2 separate regions of the Homo sapiens genome follow, and region 1 is linked to region 2. The links are chromatin contacts, found by Hi-C or POLR2A ChIA-PET in ENCODE. All regions are on one chromosome and are shown on one strand. Each heading gives the region's core, a stretch centred on a gene start or an enhancer-like site at or near the end of the contact. The rest is flanking DNA. Distances are from core to core; before and after follow the strand shown.

The links. Hi-C counts contacts between places; a loop is a spot of excess contacts on that map. ChIA-PET counts read pairs that join two places held with the same protein, here RNA polymerase II (POLR2A). Pooled maps may share reads with other maps.
Region 1: a loop to region 2 is called in a pooled map, with 3 times the contacts of the local background. The contact joins the enhancer-like site here to the promoter of ATP8B4 in region 2. A Hi-C loop is called at or near these places in 2 of 37 single-sample maps with no recorded cell type and 8 of 50 pooled maps. POLR2A ChIA-PET finds 5 or more read pairs at or near these places in 1 of 52 experiments (activated T-cell).

Annotation. Positions count from the first base shown.
Region 1 is chr15:50,245,036-50,249,674 of GRCh38, forward strand. HDC (histidine decarboxylase) reads right to left here. Exons shown (of 12, transcript NM_002112.4): 10 at 3,210-3,308. Among named protein-coding and RNA genes, the nearest start is that of HDC, 18 kb to the right of the region's middle. Within about 2 kb of position 2,921, at least 9 of the 41 ENCODE cell types and tissues checked have a DNase peak (open chromatin) inside an H3K27ac peak, as active enhancers do.
Region 2 is chr15:50,117,092-50,121,426 of GRCh38, forward strand. It overlaps ATP8B4 (ATPase phospholipid transporting 8B4 (putative)), which reads right to left and starts at 2,142. Exons shown (of 28, transcript NM_024837.4): 1 at 2,032-2,142.

The DNA of each region.
Region 1 (4,639 bases), core at 1,671-4,170, 130 kb after region 2:
CACATGCTGTTTGCAATAACAGAAGCAGAGGTCAGGGGAGAGGAGAATACAGAGCACAGGCAGCACTGCCACCTCCAAAGCCCCACTTTACAGGTCATGAAAGCAGAGCTGCTGCCAGTGCCCTGCACCGCTCTAGGTCAAGGGCAGGCACAGTGCAGCCATGGCCAAATATAGCCCCCACCTGTGTTTGTAAAGTTTTTTGGAACACAGCATTCCCATTTGTTTACATATTGTCTACGGTAGCTCTTGTAGTACAGAGGTAATTACAATAGAGTATGGCCCACAAAGCCAAAAGTATTTAGTATCTGGCTTTTTACAGGAAATGTTTACCAATCCCTATTGTAGGTGATAGGAGATGAGGATGATGATGATGATGATGGTGATGATGATGACAATTTATTATAATTAGATGAAGAAGGAGATGATGAAGAAGGGGAAGAAGAGAAGAGGAAGAGGTACTCATTGAGTACTTAACTGAGTAGTAGGTAGACCCTGTGCTAAGGGCTGCATATATATTATCTCATTTAATTTGAGAGAGGTAGTATCCTTTTCTCATTTTTATAAATTAGGAAGGCATGGCCAGGGGTGGTGGCTCATGCCTGTAATCCTCGCACTTTGGGAGGCCAAGGTAGGCAGATTGCTTGAGCCCAGGAGCGTGAGAACAACCTGGGCAACATGACAAAACCCCATCTCTACAAAAAATACAAAAAGTAGCCAGGCATGATGGTATGCGCCTGTAGTCCCAGCTACTCAGGAGGCTGAGGTGGGAGGATCACCTGAGCCTGGGGAGGTCAAGGCTGCAGTGAGCTCTGATGGCACTACCGCACTTCAGCCTGAGCAACAGAGACCTCATCTCAAAAATAAATAACAATAAATAAATAAGGCAGACAAATATAGAAAGGTTAAGTAATTTGTCTAAGGTCATCAAACAGTAAAGGGTAGAACTAAAAATCCATTCTTTAAAGCACTTCTCTGTAACACAGAAATATGAAATTTAATTTTATATAACTTTCCAAGAGCTCAGTGTAGTAGAAAGCAGCCCAGAACTATGAAGAAAGGATTTGGAATTGGGAGGCTTCAGGGAAAGTCCCGGGCCTTCTTCCCTCAAGCAGGGCAATTACTCCCTCTGAGCCTTGCCAGGTTAGAGTGACCACCCCAGGCACTGTGCTAAGGATCTAATGAAGAACTAGAATTTATTTTTGTATTGAAGGCATTACGCAAGTGTCAATAATTATCATCACCGTCAAGTTGAAGAGATAAAATCAAATCATATCAAACAACTTTATTTTAATTCCATTTCTTCTATTGTGGGACATTGGAAGAACTTTGAGCACAGTTTTGTAAAGGTGTTTGAGTAGGTGATCACAGGAATGCTAATGAAGCAGAAACCAGAACAGATGGAATAGGCAGAAAAGCTTCTAGTGGAAGCAGAATTTAATCCATTCACAACATTTGGAGAGGAGAGGGTAGTTCAGGTGAAGGACACGGGTGAAGGTGCAGAGATGGACTGAGCATGAGGTCTGGATGGGTCGATGAAATGCCCAAGCTAAGGTAGGAGCTAATCGTCAAGTCCTTGAAAGCCAGGCCCAGGAGTGTGGGCCTCATATGGTAGGCAATGGGGTTGCTAATAGGAGGAATTCAGGGGTTTGATTTGCAAACAGAAGTGCTAAGGGAGGTTAGTCAGGATCTGCACATTGAATATCCAGTCCCAAACTGTAAGCAAAAAAATGTTCCTAATTACTTGTAACCTCCACCAACCATTCCCCGCCCACAACCCTCCAGTCTTGAGTCTGCATTTCTAGAAACAGCACAAAGTGCCTAAAGTTCCTCAATATTGTTGGTGGCAGCTGCTCATTGGTAAACAACCAGTGGTGATTACAAAGGTAAAATTACCAACATTAAAACCAGTCATAGGAAACTGGAGAACATTATGTTAAGCAAAATAAGCCAGGCACAGAAGGACAAATTTCACATGTTCTCACTCAAACGTGGGAGTTAAAAAGTAAGCAAACTGAGCTCGTGGAGACGCACAGTAGAATGATGGTTGGCAGAGGCTGGGAAGGGTAGCAGGGAATGGGGGATAAAGAGGTGATAGTTAACGGGCGCAAAAATACAATTAAATAGATCTAATGTTAGGCGGCACAATAAGGCAACTATAGTTAACTATAATTTGCTGTACATTTCAAACTAACTTAAAGAATGGAACTAGAATGTTTCTAACACAAAGAAATGATAAATGGTTGAGTGGTGGATACCCAGTTACCCTAATTTGATCATTGCACATTGTATGCCTGTATCAAAACCTCACACATACCCCATAAATATATACGTAATTATTATGTAAGCATAATAATTATTTTTTTTAAATGTTAAAAAAAATCATAGTTACCGCTTCCACCACTTCATTTTGGTTTGTGTTTGTTTAACCAAGAAGGAATTCCCTAGAGGAAAGGTGGAAGGACAAAGACACACATAGGCAGAAAGGACAGTGTCTTCAGCTTCCCCCACTACTTTTATCAATGGCTTTGTCTTGCATGTGGACTCTTGTAGAAGTGGGAGAACAATGCCAGTGGCCAGAGTTCTTAGTTAAGTCCCGCTTCTTCCATGAAGAACATGGGAGAGAGGCTGCACCTGTCTCATTTACCTCTGTGTCCCTTTCTTAGCACAATACCTTGTAATTGTTGAATTGAATAGAAATAAATTAAGCAAAATAGGCCTTCAATAAATGCCTGTTGATGCAGGGAGGTTTGTTCCAGACTTGGTAGGTCTACCTGTCCAAGCCAGGGGAGCTTTATTTCAGGCATAATCATAATAGTGCTAAAATATTCAGCCAGCTGTGACCATTGAGGTAATTCCAAAGCAGATAGGATCCTACCCTGGCCACACACACTTCCCCTTGATTTACTTTCTCTTTCTCTTTCCTGCAAACCAGACTCTGGGGCCAACCCTCCCCAGTGCTCAGTGACAGCAAGGGGAACGGTGAGACACTCAGCAGAGGACAGGCATCAGGCAGCCCTCAGGGCATGTTGTGCTCAGCGCTCCTCTGGTTAACAAAGAGAATCAAGTCCCAGGAGCTGAGGAACAGGCCCAGACACCTGAACCACACACCGCAAGTCTCCTAGGCAGATCTGCAAAGTAGAAACCAGCCTTCCTCGCCATGAGAAAACAGAGGAACACAGGCTCAGCCCCCACAGCAGCATGCTACATACATGTCTGACATGTGCTTGAAGATTCTTCACCCCGAAGGACCGAATCACGAACCAGAGTTTAACAGAGCGAAACCGTCGGCTCAGGGGGATCTGCCAGTGCTAGAAACAAAGGAACACAGTGCCCAAGGTTAGAGACAAGGGTGCCCCACTCCCTCGGGCATTTCTGGGCATTATCTGTTGCCTGCCCAGCCCTCCAGGGATGGACGATGTCACCATGACTCTGGGAGCTGTTGCTAAGGAGTAAGCCAAGCTCCCCAAGGGTTGCCCCATCGTGTGACCAAATCACTGATGAAGGTGGCCAATAGTCACTTGTCTGAGAGCCAGACAAGTGGAAGTCAAGTCCATTACCCTGAACCAATGAGAAGGGCACTTTGCTTTCAAGTGCTGCTTTAAACATTTCATCCCGGCCCAGAAACTCAACATAAGGGAAATACATTTTTACTCTAAATGAATCTTTATTCCTTGAATAGCAGAAAATAAAGTTCTATTTTTATTCCTCCCAAAATGTAAAGTATGGTAGTTAGAGCACAGACACTAGAGCCCTGCAGACCTAGGTTTCGCCTCCAGCTGTGCCACTTACTAGCTGTGTGACCTTGGGTAGTGCCACCTCACTGGCTCATCAGTCCGGGACATAAAGAACCAATTGCACCTCCCGGGCAAGTGGTGTGAGGACAAAGAACGCCAAGAGCCTCAGAAGAAGTTGTCAGTAGGTGTTGGCTATTTAGATTATTTTAAAATGTGAGCTACAAATCACAGTAGCATTTCTGTCTAGAGCCAAGATGACCCCTATTTAACCTTACACTGCCTTGTTCATTTTCCTGTGAGATTCCTGTGATCTGAGAGCCATCACTCCAGCTGTCAGATTTCAAATGAGCACCCAAATTTCTGCCGCTGTTAGATGAAAATTGACTCTTTGCTCCTGGTGGCCAAATTCAACAGAGCTTAAAGTTCAAGGTTGCAGTCACCATACATCTGAAAATTTCCAAATCAATTTCAGACTGATTTCTCAGATCTGAAAATAGAGCAGAGGATTTGGAAAACATTTACAGTTATTCTAATGAGTCACGTGGTTTCCTAATGACATCTCCCTCAAACGTCAGAAAGTTTCTACCACAATTTCTGTTGACTAAAAATAAATGTTTGTCCCACTGCGTATTTATCTGCCCATACACAAGATTATCAAATCCTCACAAATGTCCTCACCTTCACCCTTCACCCCAGTTTCCTGAGCCAGGCACAGTTGGGATGTTACCCCTTTGTTGATGGACAATGTTTCCCCAGCAGAAAACTACTAAGCCTTTGATTTCCAAGCAAAACTCTGTTGTGCTGGGGAGCAGCTTGGGGGCTTTTGTGCCAGCAGAAGGCATCAAAACCTGAAAATGGAACAAAATTGCTGTAACAAGGAAAGTGTCAACTCCACCTCTTGTCCA
Region 2 (4,335 bases), core at 892-3,391:
CCAGGCTGGAGTGTAGTGGCCTGATCTCGGCTCACTGCAACCTCCACCACACGGTTCAGGCGATTCTCCTGCCTCAGCCTCCTGAGTAGTTGAGATTACAGGAGCCCACCACCATGCCTGGTAAATTTTTGTATTTTTAGTAGAGAGGGCGTTTCATCATGTTGGCCAGGGTAGTCTCGAACTCCTGACCTCAAGTAATCCACTTGCCTCAGCCTCCCAAAGTGCTGGGATTACAGGCATGAGCCACTGCATCTGGCCAAACATACATTAAGTTTAATTTCAATGACAGCTACAATTTCCAATTTACTTTTAGATGGTTAGTTAACTCTTTTCCTACTAAATGAAAATATTCAATATGCCACATATGAAAAAAATAAAATTCTCCCACCCACAAAAAAATCCTCCAGGGGCACAAAAAAAATCATTTGTTCCCTCATTTTTAAATATTTCTGCATGATGAGACAATATAAAGGCACAATATAGGTTAAAATAAATCACTCTGTGGTTTCTCAAAAAAAGTGAAAACAGATCCACCATATGATCCAGCAATCCCACTTCTGGGAATACATCCAAAAGAAAGGAAATAAGTACCTTGAAGAGATATCTGTACTCCCCTGTTTATTGCAGCACTATTCACAATAGCCAAGATATGGAAGCAATAATATTTCTTCTTGAGGAATAAAATTTTTAAATGTGGTATTTATATACAATGGAATATTATTCAGCCATGAAAAAGAATAAAACTCTATCATTTGCAGCAACATGGATGGAACTGGAGGATATTATGTTAAGCAAAATAAGCCAGGCACAGAAAGACAAATATCACATATCCTCTGTCATATGTGGGAGCTAAAAAAGTTGATCTCATGAAGGTAGAGAGGGAGAATGGTGGTTACCAGAGGTTAGGAAGGGGAAGAGGAAGAAGGGGGTGAAGGTAGGCTGGTTAATGGGTACAAACATACAGTCAGATAGAAGGAACAGGTTCTAGTATTTGATAACACGGTAGTATGACAATAGATAATGATAATTTATTTTTTATTTATAATAAACGATATAGATATAAACGATAAAATAAACGATATAGATAATGATAATTTATTGTATCTCAAAATAGCTAGCAGATTTGGAATGTTCCCAACACAAAGAAATGGTAAATGTTTGAGGTGATATATATGCTAATTACACATCGTATGCATATACCAAAATATCACATGTACCCCATAAATATGTGCAGTTATTACATATCACATAAAAAATAAAAAATACATTTAAAAAAATCAAAACTGAAATCACTCTGAGTTTACATTTTGTAGTAAAGGCCAGCATGGAGCAACAGCTGAGTAAAAGGGGATACTTCATGGGCACAGGTGTTGGTAATCCCACAAGAAAACCTGTGTTTCCTCATTTACTTTCTAACAAGACTTCAGCTTCCAATTAATGTTTTTCACCAGTTTTCTTTTCTTCAAAACAGCTAATTGTTAACCAGGGACCTGAGACACTCTCTTGCCTATAAACAAAACAACTAGAAGGATACCTTTTTCTGTTCAGACAAATTTTAGCACTAAAAACATAACCCTCAAACCTCAGAGGGATAGCTCAGTGCAAACTGTTCATGTCTAAAGCATAAATTGACCATAAACAATATATTGAATAGGTGCACTGTATACAAACCCCGTGAAAAAAATAAAACCAACTACTACCAAAGGAAGTGACAAAGACCTACAAACCAAGAAGAAATGTACCTTTATGCTACTATCATTGGTCATTTAATAGGCATGCTAACAGAGTAAAAAATAGACATTTCAAACAACAAAAAAGAAAATGTCACATCTCCCATTTCCAACTAACTCCCCCAAATTTATTTTTTAGCAAAAGGGGAATAATAAAGAATATTTGTGAAACCTTAGTCACCAAGATGAAAACAGCAAAACAAAATAGGGATCTGGAGAAAAGAAACAGATCGTTCCAACCAGCCCACAGCTAAATTTCCACTTCATCTCACTAACCATTGAATGCTACCCATCTACTCACCTCAACCCAGACTTAATCCTCTCCCCCAAAAGGAAGATTTCTCAGCAGTGCAGGAAGATCAAACAGGTATCCATTCCGTGACCATGCCAAGGAGAAAAGCAAGGCTACTCTGAAAGCTTGAGGGATGATACAGAAAACAAACTGGGTCTCTAGGGGGCATTCTCAAAAACCTGAGATCAACTCCTGGAAAAACACTCTTGACCACTTACCACCACCGGAAGCTGCTAGATGGCAATCAGAATCAGCATCTCATCAGAAGAAGAGGAAGACCTTACAAGAAAGCAGCTTCACTGTCAGTGAGGAATTGAGGGAGAAAAGCACTCCTTGGAAAAATGCTGAAAGCCCTGAAGAGCCTCTCCTCCCCTAGTTGCCTGCTCCTGCTGACAGGACAGAACTGGTTAATCTTGGGGAAACAAAAGGAAACTCCCAAGAGGCTGGCTTCTGAGGATGGCTTCCTCTGTGGGAATCAAGAATTCAGGAGGATGAAAATGAACAATGGAAGGGGACACCGGCTACCAGGCCTACTTACCAAACTTTTACCAGCCCTTGACTGAGGAAGATAAGCAAATCTGTTTGCAGTTCCCACCTGCTTTTGCAGAGATGAAAGAATCAGCAGTGGGTTTTTGTCACTTTTTTTTTTTTTTTTTTTTTTTTTTTACAGGGGAAGTTCAGCTCTCTTATGGATGAAAGCTAAGCATACTCAAGTGACATTTAGTAGGCAAAGCAATGACACTTCTTTCCCAACATCCTTAATTTCAGCACAGAGGATGCAAACATTAACCCTGATGGTACCAAAGAACAAATGCACATAGGAAATGGATTTACATCTTTTAGTTTGGAATTGCTTTTAAGGGGATTCTGGTTGTTAAAGCGGGATTAGATGAAAATAAAATATTTTGGTGCATATCTATTTTTAAAAGGAAAAATATGGCTTCTTTTAAATATGCCTAAAGCCATCTAGGAATTTTCCAGAAGTTGCATCAGATTTGCCAGTTAAGTACTGAAATCAAATAGATTTTAATCATGTCTCTATAACCAGAGCAAGCTAATCCCCTGCGCACCATCAACTCCACTCTCCTGGAACATCCTCACGCTGGGCCCTCAGGTTTTCACAGAAACAAGGGCCTTTTCCTACCAAGGTTCCACAGTAACAAGAAACTACAGATTTCTGGAAATAAGAGAGATGGCTTTCTTTCTTACATGATAAAAGAGGACCAAGAACAGCTTAGAGCAGGAAGCAATCATCTCTTTAAAATATTTAAAATAAAAAACACTTTTAAGTGAAAAACATTTTTAAGTATCACCTCTATACCATTTTTAAACCTATCATATGGGGCAAATATAAGTTTGGTAATTCCCTTTGTTAAAGAAGATATAAGGAAATCAGGGCCTTTTCCTTTTCCTATACTGTTAGTGGGAATATAAATTGGTAAAATATTTTTTAAAGGAAACTGAGTATAGTAGTGCCTATCAAGTATTGAAATGTGTATGTGTTTTTATTTCTTAGGAATTTACCTTATAGAAAACCACACACACGTGCAAACATATCTCTAAATATGTTAATTATAGCACTATGATAGCAACAACAAAAAAACACCTAAAAATGGCTTACATATAAGAGACTGCCTAAATAAGTTAAGGTATATTGATACAAAAGAGTACTATGTAGCCATTCAAAAGAGGGTAGAATTGGAGTAAGGAATCAGGTCATCTGAGTTTAGTTCTGTCTCCACCAGTGACTGGCCAGGTGACTATGCAAGCTCCTACACTTATCTGGGCCATCTGTAAAAAGATGATCATTATAGAACTTACCTCATAGGATTGTTGCAACTAAAACAGTGCCTGGAGCAAAGTAGAGACTCAATAAATTTAGCTATTATAAATAAGAGATAGGCCTCTTCAGACTGACATAGAAAAAGATGTCCAAGATGTACTGTCAAGTGAAAAGATCAAGTTGCAGAAGAATTGTGTATAAGATAATCTCATTTTTAAAAAATATTTTAAATGTGCTCGCTGTTTATTGTCTCCCTCCCACTAAAATAAAAGCTCCTTGAGAGCAGGGACTTTTGTTTACTGTTGAACTCCTGGTGTCCATAATAAGCACTCATGAATAATGAATAATGTCGAATGAATAATGATAACAGCAAGGCTCAGCAAGAAGAATAGGTGAATTCACAGAGACAGAAAGAGTAGAGGCTACCAAGGGCTGCAGGAAGAGAGTATGGGAAGGTATTGTTTAATGGGTACAGGGTTTCAGATTGGGATGATGGAAAAGTCCTGGAGATGGATAATGGTGATAGTTAT